2 separate regions of the Homo sapiens genome follow, and region 2 is linked to region 1. The links are chromatin loops, found by intact Hi-C in ENCODE. Cell type or tissue: prostate gland. All regions are shown on one strand. Links, peaks and the distances in the headings refer to the core of each region. The heading gives the core; the rest is flanking DNA.

What was found. Peaks named below come from ENCODE experiments on the same cell type or tissue, not always from the same donor. Only the 100,000 strongest peaks of a DNase experiment are listed, where the experiment ranks them.
Region 2: it touches region 1 in a loop (1.8-fold over the local background); 1 of 110 quality-filtered maps calls a loop at or near these places.

What each region holds. Positions count from the first base shown.
Region 1 is chr15:49,874,663-49,879,071 of GRCh38, reverse strand. It overlaps ATP8B4 (ATPase phospholipid transporting 8B4 (putative)), which reads left to right. Exons shown (of 28, transcript NM_024837.4): 25 at 2,549-2,794. LOC102724587 (a long non-coding RNA gene) reads right to left here and starts at 1,773. Exons shown (of 3, transcript NR_187946.1): 1 at 1,644-1,773. In prostate gland, for the core only: a CTCF peak has its summit at 2,190; no DNase peak of the experiment used is centred there; H3K27ac peaks cover 2,814 bases.
Region 2 is chr15:49,763,202-49,767,610 of GRCh38, reverse strand. No RefSeq gene overlaps it. Among named protein-coding and RNA genes, the nearest start is that of DTWD1, 140 kb to the right of the region's middle. In prostate gland, for the core only: no CTCF peak of the experiment used is centred there; no DNase peak of the experiment used is centred there.

The DNA.
Region 1 (4,409 bases), core at 289-4,288:
CAGCATTTCCCAAACTTCTATGACTGTATATGTTTTCATATAGCACCTATTAATTAATATGTCTCAGAACTAGTGTCTGTGGTTCACACACGGGGAAATGCTGCCTTAGCCTCTGAGAGCTTATAAAGAACCATGCAATGATAGAAAATCATGGGGCTAGGTTGGAACACAGGGGGCTAACACCTGCAGTGAGACTCCCTTGTTGCGAACATCTGCAGTGAGACTTCCTTGTTACACACAGCCCAGAACAGGAGCCACAGACCAGTAGAGCAGTCTGCCAGTGGGAGAGGAGGATGAGAAGCTCCATGGCCAAGGAAAGAAAGAGCATGGATTTCTTTTGTCCCAGCATCAATGTGCTTGAGTGGGGAGAAAGGAGAGGATCAATCACAAAAATGGTAGATCCTTGGCATACTCAGAGCCTTGGAAGGGACTTCCTGGAAAGGGGAAAAAGTCTGGCTGCCTGTGGGGAAGTGAAAGACTAGCCAGTGGAATTTCCGTGGCACAATTAGAGTGTCTTATTTTTAAAAAGACTTTTTGTTTTTTAAAAAAGTATTTTTAAGGAGACCACATTTTCTCCAGGCTGTTGTTAGACCTATTTGCTAGGCCTCATTTTCTGGGCCAAAGCCGTCTATTGCAAAATATAAATCTTCACATTATGAGCTCACTCCAGTCTCCCATTTGGCTGGCTTTGTAGTCAGTTGTTAAGTCTCCCTTCTCATATGTAAAAAGGGCAGTTTGCGAAAGGCATATTTTCTGGAATTATACAAAAAAGTAATGAACTTCTGAAGACCTTAGATGTAAAGGATTAAGCACATTCATTTCTCAGCGCCCATGTTTACAAGTGTTTCTTTTCTTGGAGCTTTGTAGCTGCCCAGAATGTGGAATAAAATAATAAAAATAAAGCAGTTTCTGGGAAAAGATGGTTATTGTGCAATTCAAAAAAAATATAATAAGGCTTCCTATTACCATCAAGTTGAGTGTCTGCTCCTCTCTCCTTTCCTGCTTTGTCAACCTTGGCCCTTAAACTGATCACAGGATCGTGGAATGCTATGCTGGACAGGCCTCAGCAATCATCAACAGATCTGCTCATTTTTTAAGGCAGAAACCAAGCCTTGGAGAGTCATTTCCCTAAAGCCACACAGCCAATAAGTGACACGGCTAAGACTAGAACCAGGCCTCTTAACTTTGAGGTTGCTACATTATTGCTATTGTTGTTATTATCATTATTTTATTAATTGTTATTTATAGAAGCATCTGGCATATTTATTACTTACGATGTGGCAAGAACTCTACTAAATACTTTACATACTGGTTTAATCATGGCGATAGTTCCATGTGGGAGGTGTTATTGTTTGCATTTCTGGGCATGAGGAAACCAAGGCTCAGGCGGATTAAGTAACAGGTTTAAGATAACACACCAGCTAAACCCGTTACCAGGGATTGAGCTCATGACTGTCTTGTTTCAAAGCCTGCGCACATAACCCTCAGTCACTGAACTAGGGGAACAAGCATCCAAAAGCATCTAAAAACAGGACTTTCTAAAGAGAATATGCCTGTGTTTTTCCATGGGACTCTGTTTGGAGAGACCTGGGCCATCCCACAAGCAGGAAGGGGAATGTTCCTCTCCCACAATAGTTCACCACCTGTGTTGCTTCCACTTTCGCCTCTTCTCCTCCACCTGTGGTCCTCTGATGTCCCCTGTGGTTGATTCTTGCCATCCTTTTTGGTTTTTGGCATTTGGCTTTGGTGCTCACTGTGGTTATCAGCATTACTTTGGAGCTGGCTGGAAATGCAGTCTTGGGCCCTCAGCCCTATTGAATCACAATCTGTTTCCCAGGCGATTTGTGTGCACATTAGGTTTGATAAGCATTTAGTTTCTCTTGGGACCTGGTTGGTGTCAAATGTGCCACCTTCTCATTCTGTCTATATTCTTTCTTTGTCCTGAACACCTGGTAACTGCTGTTAAAATTCTCACTGGGTAGGATCCTCATCCCAGCCTCCTTCTCACCTGGAATCCCAAATGCAGTTTCCCCTTTTCCCTGCTCTCTTCTTCCTGCTCACTTCCCTCCAAAGTCATGAGCTCTGATTTGACAATTCTGACTCCACAGCTCTCTGCTGTCATCTCCTGGTCACTACCACTCACTACCTTGACAATTAACTTCTGGGGCCCATTGGCTGCACATGATGTGCTGGAATTCTGGGAGCACGAATGCTTCTGACAGCCTGCAGGAGAGTGTAGGAAAGAAACTTCAATTTGAAGCCAAATAGCTAGGCTCAAACCAAGCCCTGGTTCTGCTACTTACGAGCTGTGTGACCTCTCATGAATCTCTCTTGGAGACTCAAGCTCCTTCTCTGTAAAGTAGAGATCATTTTATTATCTTCTGGTTTATTGTGGGAATACAAACAAGATAATGTCCTGTTCTGGCCCAGTGAGTAGTGCATTTTAGGACATGTTTAAACAGGCATTTGCTATTTCTGAAGATAGGGAATACAAGGCCTCTCTGACTCTTTTTAATCCTTCTCCACTGAAATTACACTCTGTTTACAGGATGTGAGTGACCAGAACAGCGTGGACTGTCCCCAGCTCTACAAACCAGGACAGCTGAATCTGCTTTTTAACAAGCGTAAATTTTTCATTTGCGTGTTGCATGGAATCTACACCTCATTAGTCCTTTTCTTCATCCCCTATGGGGCCTTTTACAACGTGGCTGGAGAAGATGGGCAACATATTGCTGACTACCAGTCCTTTGCAGTTACCATGGCCACATCTTTGGTCATTGTGGTCAGTGTGCAGGTAACGCTGTCGGTGTAAGCACCTTAACTTGATGGGTTTACAACTTTTACTATTTCATTGTTGATTGATTTTGTCTACTTGTTGGGGGGAAATAATCCTAAAGGAATACTGGGGCTGTCCTTTTAAGTACACATTTTGAGATGAAAGCAGGAAGCTTTAACATAAATTACTGGGGAGAATTAGCATTAGGCGTCTGTAACATTCATGTTAGTAGAAACCTCACAATGTATCACTTCTTTGGGTTGTGCATTGTATGTAAAGAGAAATGATTATACTATTATTTCCTTCTTGTATTTGAAGAAAAAAAAAATTCCAATAACAGAAGGAGAAACTTTCCCATGATTTCTTTAAGACTTAATAACTGCCAGGTTTTAAAGTGAGATCTAAAGTTTGCTTGGCAATACATTTCTATGGAGTTATTCAAGAGGTTCAATGCTATATCTGTGGCATATCCGAATCTCACACTCAGAGGAGCTCTTCTGGTGGGGATGATTTTTTGAGGTTCCATTGACCTTCTTCCATCTTGAGTTGTGTCTCTATTTCCTTTTTACTGTGAATGTGGTCAATGCCATTAGATACTGAGTTAGAGTTCACAAAAACTTTTATTTCTTGAGAGGAGGCCTTGCTATGTTGCCCAAGCTTGTCTAGAGCTCCTGGGCTTAAGTAATTGCTCACCTTGGCCTCCAGGTGGCTGAGATTATAGGCATGCATCACCGCACATAGTTAGAAAAACTTTTCCTCTATTACTATCTGTAGCTCCGAGTAGGTACAGCAAGCTATGTGACCTCTGTTTTATTTTGTTGTCTTTTGATTACTGAGCAAACTGTTAATAATTAGGTGATCTTCTCTGTCATGAGGGTACATTTCCAATTCTCTGGATTCTCCTTCCATAGAGAAGACAGTGGTGGGGTGTACAGGGACATCTTTTTAGTGGTAACAGCTGATTCACCTCTGGCTCAGACCTGTTCCTCGGTACTCCAAGAGATTATTTGAAAGGTAGTAACTGAAATAAAAGGCCACTATCTGAAGAAGCAGCAAATAGAAAACATTCTTCATACTGTCCTGTTAACATGATCTGTTTATAAGTAAGGGTAATAAATTACCTGGAAGAGTCATTGTAGGTGTGACATGTAACAAGCATTAAATGTTTGTGTGTATGTGTGTGTGCATGTGTACATGGATAGATGTGTGTGTGTGAAACTGGTGTTCACAATTAACCCTACAATTTTTGGTTAACTTAATCTTTATAATTTTAGAAAAAGCCTGCTGTTATGCCCATGCATCTTTTTCTCTTTTTTTTTGCTTGCCCATAATTTGTTTTATGTGCTATTACAATAGTGCCAGTGCCATGTTTTTATATTAACTTTATGTTTAGAAGCTGTTTTTCTCATAAAACATACAGTTCTTATTCCAGTTGAATGTTGAAATCACATTTCTACTTTCTCACAAGTTGAGAGCCCACAGAAACTATCACATTTTAAAAACATTGTTTAGTCACGAAAAAATTACAGAACTTCAAAAGTTTATTTTAAAAGCTTCAAGTGACTTCTTGTCGCTTGAAGTTTTTAAAATAAACTTTTGAAATTTCTAACCCTTGATTATCCAAGTTTTATAA
Region 2 (4,409 bases), core at 260-4,259, 110 kb after region 1:
TATTGTCTTAAAAATCAAGCGAGGAGGAGTAACGTCAACAAGGTGGTGAAGTAGGAATTCGTAGCTCTTGTTCTTCCACAGAAACACCAATTTAATGATACATGGGCCAAAATACCTTTGTAAGAATGTTGAACTCTAGTTAAGACATTTCAGTACTCAAGGCAAGCACAAAGCAAAGAATAGCCACATTGAAACAGGTTAATAGGGCAATTTCCCTTTACCTACCCCCTTTCCCATGGAGAGACAGTCCTGGCTCACAACTTCTTTCTTGAAGGCAGGGATACCTGGTGGACTTTTCTGTCTCCCTTCATTCAAAGTGCTAATGAAACAGGTATAGTTTGAATGCCTGGAGGCAGCTATGAGACACATGAAGAAACAGGGAAACATGGCCCAAAGAAGGGAACAAAATACATACATAACTGATTGTAAAGAAACTGAGGTACATGAATTACTCAAAAAGAATTAAAAATAACTGTTATAAAAATGCTTTATGAGCTAAAAAATATATGAACAAAATAAGAATATCAACAGAATTGGAAATATAAAAAAAGAACAAACCAAACAGAAACTGTGAACATGAAGAATACAATAACTGAACAGAAAAATTCACTAGAGGGATCAATAGCAGACATGATCAAGCAGAAGAATCAATAAGCTTGAAGAGAAGTCATTTGAAATTACACAGTCAGAAATCAAAAATTTTTTAAAAATTGGAAAAGAGTGAAGAAAGCTTAAGGGACTTATGAGATATCATCAAGCAGATCAATATATACATTTATACATTATGGGAATTTCAGAGGAAGGAAAAAAATAAGAAGAAAGTTTATTTAAATAAATAATGGCTGAAAACTTCCCAAATGGGAAGAAAATGGATATTCATATTCAGGGTCATTTTATTAAGAAAATTGGTCGATTCATTAAGAGGATATAACAGTTGAAAATATATATGCAACCATCATTTGAGCATCTGGATATATAAAGCAAATATTAAGAGAAATAAAAGGAGAAATAGATAGCAATACAGTAATAGTAGAGCACATCAATACCCTACTTTTGACAATGAGTAGACCATCCAGACCAAATATCACTAATGAAATAGTGAACTTGAACAATACTTGAACAATATGATATAACAGACATATACAGAATATTTCATGTAACAATAGCAAAAAACACATTTTTCTCAAATGCACATGGAACATTGTCTGGGATAGATCATATGTTAGGCCATAAAACAAGCACTAACAAATTTAAAAAGATTGTTATCATGTCAAGTATCTTTTCAAACCACAGTAGTATGAAACTAAAAGTCAATAACAGGATAAAAATTGGAAAATTCATAAATATGTGAAAATTAACTAACAGTCTCCTGAAATTAGAAAAGAAAATCTTGAGACATGTGAAAACGGACACATAACATACCAATATTATGGGATGCAGCAAAAGCAAGTCTAACAAGGCAATTTGTAGTGATAAATGCCTACATTAAGAAAAAGAAAGACCTCAGATACAACCTAACTTTACACCTCAAGGAACTATAAAAAGAGCAAACTAAGTTTAAATTTAGTAGAAGAACATAATAAATACCAGAGCATAAATAAATAAAACAGACTAGAAAAATTTAAAAAAATGCAACTAAAGGCTGATTTTTGGTTTTCTGAAAGATAAACAAAATTGACAAGTCTTTAGCTAGACCAACTAAGAAAAAAGATAAAAGACTCAAATAAATAAAATCAGAAATGCAATAGGGCCCATTACAACTGATGCTACAGAAATTAAAGGATTATAAGAGAGTACTAAGAACAGTTATATTGCCAACAAATTGTATAACCAACAGAAATGAATAAATTTCTAGGAATTTATTCCCCTACCTTATCACCTTACCAAGACAGGATTATGAATAAATAGAAAATATGAACAGACGTATAACTAGCAAAAAGATTAAATCCATAATCAAAGAACCTCACAACAACAAAAAAAGCCCAAGACCAGATGGTTTCACTGGTGAATTACTGCAAATACTTAAAGAAGAATTGCAGCTTTTCTCAAATTTCTTCTAAAAAATTTAAGAGGAAAGAATACTTCCAAACTAATTTTGAGGACAGAATTATCCTGATGACGAAGAAAAGAAAACTAAAGGCCAATATTCCTGATGAATATAGATGCAAATATCTTCAACAAAATACAAGAAAACCAAATTCAACAGCACATTAAAAGTATCATACACTATGTCAATTGGGATTTATTTGTGGAATTCAAGGATGGTTCAGCATATGAAAATCAATCTGTAATATACCATGTTAACAGAATGAAATATAAAAACCACATGACCATCTCAATAGGTGTGTAAAAGGCACTTGACAAAATTAAACACTCATTAATGATTTAAAACCCACTTAAGTAACTACCTGTAGAAAGAAATTATATTGACCTCATAAAGTTTATATATGAAAAACTCATAGTTAGCTTCATATTCAATGCTGAAAAATGGAGAGCTTTTCCTCTAAGATCAGGAATAAGACAAGGATACTCACCCTCACCACTTCTAATCACCATAGCATTGGAAGTACTATCGGGAGCAATTAGGCGATAAGAAGAAATAAAATGCACCCAAATTGGAAGGGAAGTAAAATTGTCCCTGTTCACAAATGACATGATTTTATATGTAGAAAATCATAAGGATTTCACAAAAACAAAAAACAAAAACAAGAATAAACTTCTTAGAACTAATAGCAAATTTATGAATAACAGGATACAAAATCAACATACAAAGATCAGTTGTATTTTTATATACCAACAATGAACAATCAAAGGGAAATTAAGAAAACAATTCCATTTAAAATAGCATCAATAAGAACAAAATATTTAGGAAAAAACTTAACCAAGGAGACAAAAGGCTTATACATTGAAAACTGCAAAACATTTCTGAAATAAATTAGAGAAGATACAAATAAATGGAAGACATCTAGTGCTCACGGATTTGAAGATGTAATATTGTTAAATTTAAAGACAAAAATAAAATAAATAAAATAAATGGAAATATATCCCATGTTCTTGGATTGGAAAGATTAATATTATTAAAATGGCCATACTATCCAAAGCAATCTAAAGATTCAATACATTCTCTATCAAAATCCCAGCGGCATTTTTTACAGAAATATAAAAACCATAAAGACATATGCATTTGTATGTTTATTGCAGCACTTCACAATAGCAAAGACATGGAAGCAATCTAAATGCCCATCAACAGTAGACTGGATAAAGAAAACATGGTACATATACACCATGGAATATCTACACAGCCATAAAAAAGAACGAGATCATGTTCTTTGTTGAAACATGGATGAAAGCAAATGCCATTATATTCAGCAAACTAATGAAGGATCAGAAAACCAAATAATACATGTTCTCACTTAACAGTGGGAGCTAAATAATGAGAACACATGGACAGAAAGAAGGGAACGACAGACACTGTGGCCTATTTAAGACTAAGAGGTGGGAAGTGGGAGAGGTTTGGGGAAAACAAAACCTATCAGGTACTATGCTTAGTCCCTGGGTGACAAAATAATTTGTACAGAAAAACGCCTGAGTTATGAGTTTACCTATATAACCAACTTGCACATGTACCCATGAACCTAAAATAAAAGTTAAAATTTTTTTTAAAAATATGAAAACAATTCTACAGTTTATATGGAACCACAAGGATTCCAAATAGCCAAAACAACCTGGAGAAAGAAGAACAAAGATGGAAGCCCCACACTTCCTAATTTTAAAATATATTACAAACCTGCAGTAATCAAACGATATGATACTGTCATTAGTGACAGACCAATTATAGATCAGAATATGGAGAACAGAAATAGCTTACATATATATGGATTTATAAGTCATGGTTCTCCAGAAAAATAGTACCAGACAGATATTTATTATGAGGGATGGGCTCACTTGATTATGGGGGTTGAGAAATTTCATAATCTGCCATCTGCAAGCTGGAGGTCCCTGAAAGCCAGTGGTATAGTGCCAGTTCAAACCCAAAGGCCTGAGAACCAGGAGAGCCAATGTTATAATTTCCAGTCCAAGTCCTAAGGCTCAAAAACCAGCAGTGCTGGCATCCCAGGGCAGGAGAAGATGGATGTTCCAGATCAAACAGAGAGCGAATTTACCCTTCCTTCACCTTTCTGTTCTTTTCAGGAGCTAAAAGGATTAGATGATACCCATATTGGAAGAGTGATTTTTACTCAGTTTACTAAGGCAAGTGCTGATCTCTCCTGGAAATACACATACACACACACACTCAGAAATTATGTTTTACCAGTTTTGTGGGCATCCCTTAGCCCAGTCAAGTTGACAGATTAAAAGTAACCATCACAACAGTCAAACAATCTTCAATAATGGTGTTAAGACTACAA